Regions from separate parts of the Homo sapiens genome. Here all the other regions are linked to region 1. Evidence: chromatin contacts called from ENCODE Hi-C data. All regions are on one chromosome and are shown on one strand. Each heading gives the region's core, a stretch centred on a gene start or an enhancer-like site at or near the end of the contact. The rest is flanking DNA. Distances are from core to core; before and after follow the strand shown.

Evidence for each region. A loop is a pair of places that touch in the nucleus more often than their neighbours do. Pooled maps may share reads with other maps.
Region 2: a pooled map shows a loop between it and region 1 (6-fold over the local background). The contact joins the promoter of LYPLAL1-DT here to the promoter of SDE2 in region 1. A Hi-C loop is called at or near these places in 2 of 37 single-sample maps with no recorded cell type and 4 of 50 pooled maps.
Region 3: a map with no recorded cell type shows a loop between it and region 1 (25-fold over the local background). The contact joins the promoter of BPNT1 here to the promoter of SDE2 in region 1. A Hi-C loop is called at or near these places in 2 of 37 single-sample maps with no recorded cell type and 4 of 50 pooled maps.

The regions. Positions count from the first base shown.
Region 1 is chr1:225,997,579-226,001,530 of GRCh38, forward strand. SDE2 (spliceosome associated SDE2) reads right to left here and starts at 1,765. Exons shown (of 7, transcript NM_152608.4): 1 at 1,615-1,765. The coding sequence starts at 1,734. RefSeq lists enhancers at 1,620-1,729, 2,250-2,399, 2,420-2,519, 2,600-2,649 and a silencer at 1,790-2,069.
Region 2 is chr1:219,171,905-219,175,856 of GRCh38, forward strand. It overlaps LYPLAL1-DT (LYPLAL1 divergent transcript), which reads right to left and starts at 1,884. Exons shown (of 5, transcript NR_038845.1): 1 at 1,566-1,884. LYPLAL1 (lysophospholipase like 1) reads left to right here and starts at 1,974. Exons shown (of 5, transcript NM_138794.5): 1 at 1,974-2,077. The coding sequence starts at 1,987. RefSeq lists enhancers at 1,805-1,854, 1,935-2,264.
Region 3 is chr1:220,088,042-220,091,993 of GRCh38, forward strand. It overlaps BPNT1 (3'(2'), 5'-bisphosphate nucleotidase 1), which reads right to left and starts at 1,747. Exons shown (of 9, transcript NM_006085.6): 1 at 1,645-1,747. RefSeq lists an enhancer at 1,858-2,047.

The DNA.
Region 1 (3,952 bases), core at 515-3,014:
GCCGCCACGCCTGGCTAATTTTTGTGTATTTTTAGGAGAGATGGGGTTTCACCATGTTGCCAAGCTGGTCTCGAACTTCTGACCTCAGGTGATCTGCCCGCCTCGACCTCCCTAAGTGTTGGAATTACAGGCGTGAGCCACCACGCCTGGCCTATATTTCTTGCTTCCGATTTAAAAATTCTTTTTTCCAACATACCTCATGATTAAGATCCTATTTTTTCTGGTTTCACTTTGGATCAATTGTCAGCAAGTTTGAAAACTGTACTCATAGGCCGGGAGGAGTGGCTCAAGCCTGTAATCCCAGCACTTTGTGAGGCTGAGGTGGGCGGATCACCCGAGGTCAGGAGTTCAAGACCTGGCCAACGTGGTGAAACCCCGTCTCTACTAAAAATACAAAAATTAGCCAGGCATGGTGGCGGGCGACTGCAATCCCAGCTATTTGGGAGGCTGAGGCAGGAGAACCGCTTGAACTCAGCGAGGCGGAGGTTGCAGTGGGCCGAGATCACGCCATTGCACTCCAGCCCGGGCAACGGGAGTCAAACTCCGTCGGGGGTGGGGGAGGGGGAGAAAAGAACACTGTACTCATGAAATAAGAATTATTTTCAAAGGAATTAGAATGCAATTATTTTCATGGTCAAAAACAGTTGTGCTTACAGTTTTTAGACTGGATTACAGAGCAGGAAGGAAAACATGGAAAGTGAAAAACCGTATTATTTGCAAACACACATTGCTTCTTCACGGAATCGATCCAAGTCTCTTAAAATTTTGGTCTAGACTGCAGTGTTAACATTTGTTAAGCTTATAAATAGTAAGCAGAGGAAATAGCCGAGGAAAGCACGGATGAGGTGCGGAAAGAACAGAGTTCTAGATCAAGTGCCAACATTAAAATTAGATTCAGGGAAACCACTAAATTCTTTTGACAACTGAACAGGTTTAATATCTTATAGCTGGTAAAAGCTTACTTACTTGAAAGTTCAGTAAAAGCTCACGTGTAACTCTGGAAGTCCCTGGTAGGTTTTCACAAATATGCACGGACAAATGAGACCATCAAATTAATAGTGAACACTTCTACGTAACAGGCCCTAAGAACCCAGGCCCTCAACAGGACACACGTGTGAATGCTTGGTCACAACGACTGACCAGAAGAATCAATTTTCCTTCCCAATCATCCTTTGGCCTGGGTTTGGATATGACATACTTCTCTAGGCTGGGGCTAACAAGGCTGTGTGATGAGTGGACAAAATACACGTCACATAACCATAGTAAGAAGGTGAAGACTGGAGCCTTAAAAATCAGCCGGCCCAACTGCCAGAAGACCATTATATTTACGGATAAAGAAAGAGAAACAAAGTATTTGTAACTGTGAGCGGGACTAAGTGCCTGTAACAGTTTTTTTCTCCCTCTTGGTGGGAAGGCAAAACCACCACCACAAAAGAAAAGCAAAGGAAGGTCTCAGTAACAATTCGAAGCACCTTAACACTGAGGAACTCTCAGCCTCAACGAGTGAAAACCCCAGAGAATAAACGTACCCCCGCCCCGGACAGACCTACTCCGCACCCAGCGCTGCCACCTGTCTGCCTCTTTCTCCTTCCTAACAGGAACCGAAATCCTCACCTGATCTTGGCAGTGCCGGTGGATAAAATCCCGGACGGTGCACCGACCCGAGGCACACCGCACCGCCTTGCACCCGAAGCCAGGGCCGCGAATCCACACCAGCGCCGCGGCCTCCGCCATGTCACCGACTACCCGAACCTCAAGCCTCTCTGAGACACCAGGCGCCGCAACTCGCCCGGCGCCTCTTGATGACGCGAGCATCTTCCAACGCCCCGCCCCTCACGCTTCCGTTCACCCCTCCCCTCCCCTGGGGCGGGTCAAGTGAGCCGGGCGGCGGGGCGGTGCGGGCTGGGGGAGGGGAACAGGAAAGGCCTGGCGGAGGCAGATAAGGCGGCAGAGCACGGGGCGAGGCGTTGCTAGGAGAAGTTGCTAGGGCGGGGCTCGAGGGACCGGCTATAAAAGGCTGGCGCTGGGTTAGGTTTCGAGCTTCCTGGCCGTAAGCGATAAGGCTTTAACTGAGAACCACCTTGTGCTGTAGGCTTTGGCCCTTTTCCTCACATCTGTGTAGTTATTTTTGGGTCGCGGAGAATTGTGGCCCGAGAAGGCTCTGCTCCTTGAGAGTGTGGGGAGAGAAGCTGCAGTCCCGGAAGCGGTTTTAGGGGGCCGCTTCCTTGGCCTAGAGGAGCTCCCCAACCCGAGGGGGCAAGGGAAACGACCCCCAGGAGGCCCCTAAACAGTGGCCGGCGTGGTTTCTCCTCCAGCTTTACAGAGCCTTCTCTTCCCCTCCAGAAACAGCCAACCTCCGGGTTTCTGCCTGCCACGCACGGTTTATTCTTATTTCCGCCTGTTTGTGCACTGCGTTATCTCCACTTCAGCTCTGTTTTCAAAATATTTCACAGCAAGTGGGCTCTTGTGAAAGGCAGTGACAGGAGTGACGTTTATAGTCATGCTGCTTCAAAAAACCCTACCATAACTTTTATTCTGCACCATGGAAACACACTCGGACAGATTTGCATAACGTAACCTTAAGGCTCAGGGAATCCGAAAGAGTCCCTTAATATTTAACAGAATGAGATTATGGTATTTCTAAAACCCTGAACAATTCAAAAGCCACCAGTGTGAAGATAGGAAGGTTATTTGGAGATATCTGTGCCTGCTAAACACAAATGCATCGGCCCACAGAATTGCCTTCTCTGCTGTTAAAATGCTTGGCAAATGGAACTCCTAGCTGAGGGGGTAACAACAAAAAATTCAGAAATCGTTTAGCGGTGGCAGTATGTGCGAAAATGGAATTTCAAGGCCTGGGAAGTTAATAGATTCAGTGGTCTTTATTTCACACACGAGGGAAAGTTGGGGAGAGAAAGGGCCTCCATGGGGATGCCAGTAGATAAATAAAAATTACAAAAAAAAAAATAATAAAGATAGATTGTACTGGCCGGGCGCGGTGGCTCATGCCTGTAATCCAGCACTTTGGGAGACTGAGGCGGGCGGATCTCGAGGTCAGGAGTTCGAAACCAGCCTCACCAACATGGTGAAACCCCATCTCTACTAAAAATACAATAATTAGCCGGGCGTGGTGGTGCGCGTCTGTAATCCCAGCTATTCAGGAGGCTGAGGCAGGAGAATCGCTTGAACCCGGGAGGCAGAGGTTGCAGTGAGCTGAGATCGTGCCATCGCACTCCAGCCTGGGCGACAGAGAGAGTCTCCGTTTCAGAAAAAAAAGATATATTGTACCTAGGAAGCAGTATTTCGGAAAGGTGGTGCCATGGCAACCCTGGGGCGTGAAGGTGTCGCCAGGTTACATGTAAGCCGTCCAAACTCCAGAAACCTCAAGTCCCTCTGCAGTCTGCTCCCCAGCTCTCTGTCCTCCAGGTTCCTGAAAAAGTAATCTACAGATCTGAGCCTTAAGCCTCTTCTTTTTTTATTTGTGATTTCTTCCTTCTGGTGATCAAAAATGACTATTTCAAATAAATAAATAATTTTTTTAAATGACCATTTCAAAGGTCTGAGATCCTACAAGTAACTGTATAAAGGTCAGTTTGGGTTTCCAAAACATTTTTTGTGTCGGGATAATGCTTCGTGTCTTGTGAGGAATTATTATGATTAGTCTTTTTTTTCTTTCTTTCTTTCTTTTTTGAGACACTCGCTCTGCCACCTGGGCTGGAGTGTAGTGGCGCAATCATAGCACACGCAGCCTTGAACTCCTGGGCTCAAGTGATCTGCCACAGACTCCAGATGGATTACAGGTGCATGCCACCACACCTGGCTAATTTTTAAATTTTTTGTAAAGACGAGTTTTTCGCTAAGTTGCCCAGGCTGGTCTTGAACTCTTGGGCTCAAAAGATCCTCCCGCCTCAGCCTCCCAAAGTGCTGGGATTACAGGCGTGACCTGCCGTGC
Region 2 (3,952 bases), core at 634-3,133, 6.8 Mb before region 1:
ATTAATTTATGACAGTTTTTGGCACCTACTGAATCCCATGAATATTAGTTGCTTATTATTATTAATAATCATTACTCTTAAATAATTATATTCTGATTTTTTGCTGTCTCAAAAGCGTGGGGTGGTGTACAGTAAGATTTTCAGGTAGTAAATGGAGTTCTAAGAGTAGAACTTAAAGCCTTCCCTGTATATCTCCAAGTGGTCTTTCCTAGTAGCACTGCCCTCTTCTCACCTGGCTAGGGAAGGTTATCTAGAACTCATACGGGGAAGGCAGGTCAAAAGACAGAGGTTTTTCTTTTAAGAATTGGCTATCAGAGCTCAGCCTACCCTAGTTTGTCCTCCTCAGGGACTTCACTTATACAACTCTCTGCTGCAGATCTATGGGCTTTGGAGAAATGACTCAGAATTTCTTTTTGATTTGGTTAACTAATGGCATGTAGGACCATTCTTGTTGATGGTATTGTTATTAATATAACACCATGATAGCTTAGAGCTGATTTTGGCAACTAATGTTGATAGTAAACAGTTTACTTACCTGTAAGTAGGGTGATTACCTGGAACAAATAAAAGGTAAGTTGTAATTGCTAAAATGTAATGCAGACTACAATGAATGGAAGGCCAGTGTTTAATGGTACTTAAGCTTTTACTGGGTTATTTTGTTGAATTTTACATGAGGCAAGAGCAACCTGCTGGGGCCACTGCCTTCAGTATTAAAAGATACCTATGTTTTGGACTTTATACAGGAAATAATTCCATTTCTTAGTATTTTTAAAATTATGGTAAAATACACATAAAATTTACTAGGTGTATAGTTCACTGGCAGTTATTAACACTGTTGTACAACCATCATCACTGTCCATTTTTAAAAATGTTTCACTATCTAAGCAGAAACTCTTGTACTCATTAAACAACAACCTCCCAACTCCCTCTTCCCTTAGTCCCTGGTAACCTCTAATTTCACTTTCTGTCCCTATGCATTTGCCAATTCTAGATATCTCATGTAAGTGGAATCATACAATTATTTGTCCTTTTGTGTCTGGCTTCACTCGGCATAATGTTTTCAAGGTTCATCCATGTTGTAGCATGTATCCGAATCACATTCTTTTTACAGGCTGAATAATATTCCATTCCAATATGTACATAGCACATTTGGTTTATCTCTCCATCTGTAGATGAACATTTGAGTTGTTTCCACTTTTTGGTACTTGTGAATAATGCTGCTACAGAACACTGAAGTACAAGTATTTGTTTGAGTCCCTGCTTTCATCTCTTTTGGGTATATACCTAGAAGTGGAACTGCTAGTACCTATGCTAAGTCAATGTTTAACTTGTTGAGGAGCCACCAAATTATTTCTATTGCCGCAACATCATTTTACATTCTGATCAGCTATGCACAAGGTTTCTAATTTCTACACATCTTTACTAATACTTATTTTCTGTTTTTTTGATAAGAGCCATTCTAATGGGTATATAAAGCAGAATCTCATTAAATTAGATTTGCTTTGTAAACTATTTATTAAAAATAAGAGACACGAAGAGAACTTATTATTATATGCTTCGCTTACCCTGTATATCAAGAGCTGCAAACATCCTGTGCGAGTCCCAAAGTGAAAGGTAAAATATGGTTCTATTAAATTTTAAACATAGTAACACGAATATTTCTCCAAATAAGGTAATCTTGAGTTTTGGGATTGCATTTAAAATTCCTACAGCAAATGCTCAGGATATAAACATATCCATTAGTCATTACAGAAGTCCACACGAGGCTGACACACGTAGAATACCATTATTAGCAAAACTAAACTCAGTACAGTTACAACTGCCTCAAACTTGACCCCAAAGTATTGAAAGCTCCTCAGAGAGCGGGCCAGCAGCGCTGCGCATGCGCGCTCCCGGGCGTGCTCCCGCGCGTGCCTGCGTATTTGCGTGCGCGGCCCCGCGCGGCAACGCAGGGGCGGAACCGCATGACTGGCAGTGGCATCAGCGATGGCGGCTGCGTCGGGGTCGGTTCTGCAGCGCTGTATCGTGTCGCCGGCAGGGAGGCATAGCGCCTCTCTGATCTTCCTGCATGGCTCAGGTGGATTTCAATTTTACGTCCTGGTTTTCTACAGCTCGGGAAACATCCTCCCCTCGGTTACCCCAGTATTGCCCAAGTGGAGGTGTCGCCGGGCCCAAATAGGGCCCAGTGGGTGGCTCCCCCGTCGCCAGCCCCGGCTGTAGATGCACGGGCAGCGCCACCTGCCCCCAGCCTCCCCCGTTAGTCTTCCTCTTTCTATCGGGCGGTCACTGGTCCACCACCCTCGCTTTGGGGCCTTGTGTCCCGCCGCTCAGCCAGCCCTCCATCCCCACAACACACCTCCCCATTCCTCGCCCCAAGTTTAAACAGAGCAAGTTAGTAAGGTAAGTCTTCTGCTAGAGGGAAATTATTTAGTGTTTTTCATTATCAGCTACTAGTGATTTTTCAGTCGTAATTGCCCATTGCTTTTTCCAGGCTCCCATACTAATGTAGACAATTGAGATTCACAGTTAACTTAGATACTGTTTACAGATTATCTCTTTTCTGTAAGCCACTGTGCCATGGCTGGAGTGCTTTCTCTCACTTTCCTTTTTGCTGCTTCTCTTTCCTTCCTTTCCCTTTCCCGCCTGTGTCATTAAACTTCCAAGATAGACTACAGGGGCAGGACCCCCAGGGACAGGCATCTTCCACTACCTGCCCTTAGTAACGTGTGCTTAATGCTGTATCGTTACTTAACACTCATCTGTAATCACTTTTGTCTGTCTTCCCCACTGGATTGTGAACTTCCCACTGGATTATGAGAGTAAGGGCCCTTGTGTCAACCTTTGCACCCCCAGTGCTTGGCCCAGGGTAAGCTCTCAGGAAATGTTTTTTAAAGAAATGAGATGCAGCCGGTGTCCTCAGGGGGCCTACCTAAAGTTAAAAACAAAAACAATCCAATTAGTTTGAGTCAGCAGTGCATGGAAGATCACAAGACGGTGCATGGTTTCCTGCCAAGTGAATTGTAAGAGAAAAAAATGTGGTTAGGCATTATTAAGGCATTTGGAAGATGAAAAGCTTGTCAGACTTTTCGAAGAAAGTGGTCTTTGAGCCGAGACGGGTAGGCTTAAATGGGACGGTGATTGGAAGGGAATTGGAAAGGTACTGGGCAGAGACCTGGAAAAGGGCAATTGTGGGAGGTATTCTCTTTATTTTGAAAATGAGGCCAGACAGGTTCAGCAGCTTGGCCAAGGTCTCTTAGCTGTTACTGTGAGTAGTGGCGGATTTGGGATTAGAACCCAAAGCTCTCCGACCTCAAACTCAGGGCTTTGGTGGGGTAAGGTGAAAAAGTTTGAACTAGGATATATTGTTTTGGAGATAGGGAAGAAGAGGTCCAATAGTGTTTAAAGGGAAAGACGGCATATATTTAGAAGGTGACGTGTGTAAGATGACAGCGGTACTTAATAACTAGGAGACTGGTAGTACTATTTAGGGCTCCAAGAGTGTTCATTTATAAGTACCCAGAAATTCCCCAACACTGTACCCTTTCTCATAATCAATTCTCATTATCTTTAGGAAGAACTCCTAGACTATGTTCTTTTTTCCCCTGGACCTCTTTGCTTAAAATAATTATCCTTTTTTTGAATTTCAGATTACATTTTTATAACCTGTAAGGGTATGTCTCTAAAATTCAGAGTCATGTATGTATGTATTTTTTCCTTTGTACTTTGAACCAAGAATTTATTCAAAGAATTCTGCCAAGTATGCGAGTATAATGTGATTCCTATATATTTAAATCTCCACTGAAGTAAATAAAACCTTATTGGGAGTAGGTCTTTATCATCTTTATCGTTGGGAGTAGGTCTTTATCATCCAGTAGGTCTTTAGCAGCTAGTGATTTTACATTCAACTTTAATGTATGTGGTTATGTTATAGGAGATGTTTGGTTTCTGCTTA
Region 3 (3,952 bases), core at 497-2,996, 5.9 Mb before region 1:
TAATTTTGTATTTTTAGTAGAGACAGGGTTTCTCCATGTTGGTCAGGCTGGTCTCGAACTTCCGACCTCATGGCCTGCCTAAGCCTCCCAAAGTGCTAGGATTACAGGCGTGAGCCACCGCGCCGGGCCATGATTGTTTATTTTTAAGATTGGCATAGAAAAGAAAATTTGGCAGGGCACGGTGGCTCACACCTGTAATCCCAGCACTTTGGGAGGCCAAGGCAGGTGAATCACCTGAAGTTAGGAGTTCAAGACTAGCCTGGCCAACATGGTGAAACCCCATCTCTACTAAAAATACAAAAATTAACCAGGCATAGTAATACAAAAATTACTCAGGAGGCTGAGGCAGGAAAATTGCTTGAACATAGGAGGCAGAGGTTGTGGTGAGCCGAGATCGCGCCACTGCAGTCCAGCCTGGGCGACAGAGACTCCGACTCAAAAAAAAAAAAAAAAAAAAAAATTGTCGCTGAATGCAGTGGCTCACACCCGTAATCCTAGAACTTTTTGGGAGGCCAAGGCTGGTGTATTGCTTGAGCTCAGGAGTTCGAGACCAGCCTGGGCAACATGGCAAAACCTCGTCTCTACAAAAAAATGCAAAAATTAGATGGTGTGGTGGCACATGCCTGTAGTCCCAGCTGCTCGGGAGGCTGAGGTGGGAGAATCACCAGACCCTGGGAGGTCAAGGTTGCAGTGAGACATAATGGCACCACTGTACTCCAGCCTGGGGGACAGAGCTAGAACCTGTCTTAAAAAAAAAAAAAAAAGAAAGAAAGAAAGGCTGGGCGCGGTGGCTCACGCCTGTAATCCCAGCACTTTGGGAGGCCGAGACGGGCAGATCACGAGGTCAGGAGATCGAAACCATCCTGACTAACACGGTGAAACCCCGTCTCTACTAAAAATACAAAAAAAATTAGCCAGGCTTGGTGGTGGGCGCCTGTAGTCCCAGCTACTCGGGAGGCTGAGGCAGGAGAATGGCGTGAACCTGGGAGGTGGAGCTTGCAGTGAGCCGAGATTGCACCACTGCACTCAAGCCTGGGCGACAGAGCGAGACTCCGTCTCGAAAAAAAAAAAAAAAAAAAAAAAAGAAGGAGGAGGAAGGAGGAGGAAGAAGAAGAAGAAAAAAGAAGAAAGAAGAAGAGTTTGTCCTTTGTCCAGTTTGCAAGGGTGTGAGGGAACATGTTCCTGAGCATTGTTGGCAAAGCGGTGAACCCTCTTAGGAGAGTTTTGAGAACCTTAATAAAAGTATAAAGTACGTATCTTTTGAACCAACAATTATATTTACAGAGAAATCCAAATAAATCACGCAAACCTATAAATATGTAGAAATGGCAGTTGGAAGAATATTTGCTGTTTAAAGAAATTTAATTTTAGGTACCAAGCAGTTTCTAAATTTGGGTGCATCAACAAACTCAATGTCTAGGTTTGTCTTGTTTCTACAGTATATGGCTATAAAAACCTTCCGGATCACGAAAATAAAAGCACAGATAAACAATTAAAATATCGACACTCAAGAGTCCAAGTCGGAAGTTAGAATATCTGGAGAAGCAATCTGATTCACATAAACCTTTTTCGTTTTATTTTTTTAACATAAATCCTATCTACCTGGCTCTTGCCCTGACCGGCCGGAGAGAAACGGTGACAAACCTGGAACAACGTTGGACCAAAGACACTTCAGGAGGAGCAAAAGCGCGTTATCGTAGACCCAGGTCCCTCGTTGTGTCCAGTACCGAGCTTTGGCACTGTCAATAAGTCTTTTGAGAAGGATGGCATCCCTACCTCAGCTACTGAGCATGCGGGAAACTGCGCGCAAGCGCACAACAGCGATTTCACACTGCCTCTTTAGACTCCTGATCCGCGGGAAAATTCCACTTGTCCGTGTTTTCTCCAAGCTCTCCGTAGGTGCAAGTCACCTGTTGCATTAAATAAAAGCGAAAGATGTGTCAACTTTCAAAGATTGGCTAAAAAAAGAAAAAGAAGAAGGAAAGAACACATTAAGCCAGCAACAGTGTGTTGAAACAAAAAAAAGATTGGTTTTGGTTTCAGCTGTCTTCCAGCCCACTTCGTAGAGTTCACTGTTTTAAAATGTTCTTTGTATTAGTGATACCACTCTGCGGCTATTTAACTTCGAACCCCTAGCGGTCCGTGGACAGGCTTCAGCAGGTCCACCACACACACCTCCACCTCCCACTCCCCACGCAATAACACAGCAACTTTATGCAGAATTGTGTCAAAGATGCTTGCTTACCTTTTTTTTTTTTTTTTTTTTTTTTTTTTTAAGCGATAGATAGCTTGCTCTGTCGCCCAGAGTCGATTACGGCTCACTGCTGCCTTCCCACTTCTAGGCTCAAGCCATCCTCCCGCCTCAGCCTTCCGTGTAGCTGGGACTACTGGTGGAGGTGCGCGCCACCACACCCAGCTAATTAAAATATTTTTTGTGTACAGATGGGATCTTTTACTGGGGGGCGTGGTTGGGGAAGGGGGCAGTGTCTCATCCTGTCGCCCAGGCTGGAGTGCAGTGGCGCAGTCTAGGTTCACTACAACCTCCTCCTCCTGGGTTCAAGCGATCCTTCCTCCTTAGCCTCCCAAGTAGCTAGGACTACAGGCGCGCCACCACGCCGGGCTAATTTTGTTTGTTTTTTAAGTAGAGACGGGGTTTCATCATATTGGCCAGGCTGGTCTTGAACTCCTGACCCCAGGTGATCTGCTCACCTCGGCCTCCCAAAGTGCTGGGATTACAGGTGTGAGCCACTGCGCCCAGCTTAAAAAGGCTTTTACGTCTTCATTTGATTTTCACAATAACTCTGTGAGTTAAGTAGACCCTTTTTGGGAAGTGGAAAAATATACATAACTTAAATTATATTACTTTAACCATATATATATATATATATATATATATATATATATATATACACACACACACACACACACATATATACATATATATATTTTTTGAGACGGCGTCTTACTCTGTCGCCCAGGCTGGAGTGCAATGGCTTGATCTCGGCTCACTGCAACCTCTGCCTCCCAGGGTTCAAGCTATTCTCCTGCTTCAGCCTCCTGAGTAACTGGGACTACAGGCGCACACCACCCAGCCCAGCTAGTTTTTGCATTTTTTTTTTTTTTAGTAAAGACGGGGTTTCACCATGTTGGCCAGGCTGGTCTCGAACTCCTGACCTCATGATCCGCCCGCCTCGGCCTCCCAAAGTGCTGAGATTACAGGCATGAGCCACTGCACCTGGCCATACTTTGGTTTTTATAATTAAATTGTATAATTACATGACAAGTACAAATGGCTTAAATAAAGACAAACATAATGCAAGGTAAGCTCAACAAGTGAGAATAGAAATCTGCAGTCATCCTAAAGAGTAGCCATCTCCCAAGTGTTCATTGTATCCTCTCATAGGTTTTACGAGAAAACGGCATAGTTGAATTCAGCAAGTTATGTAGAGGTTGGTTAGGAGAGTTTCTATGTAAATATATCTTTGTGCTCCTGGAAGACTATAGCTGTGATAGATCCCAGATGTGAAACCGTGGGTCAAAGATGAAGTGCATTTTATTTTATTTTTTGGAGATGGAGTCTCGCTCTGTCGCCCAGGCTGGTGTGCAGTGGCCTGATTTCTCACTGCAACCTGTGCCTCCTGAGTTCAAGCGATTCTTCTGCCTCAGCCTCCAGAGTAGCTGGGATTACAGGCGCCTGCCACCACTCCCGGCTAATTTTTTGTATTTTTAGTAGAGACGGGATTTCACCATGTTGGCCAGGTTGGCCAGGCTGGTCTCGAACTCCTGAACTCAGGTGATCCACTTGCCTCAGCCTCCCAAAGTGCTGTGGTTACAGGCGTGAGCCACCGCGCCCAGCTGAAGCGCATTTTAAATGGTGATGGATATTGCTAAATTGCCATTCGGAAATCTCCTGCCTCAGCTTCCCAAGTAGCTGGGACTACAAGCATGCGCC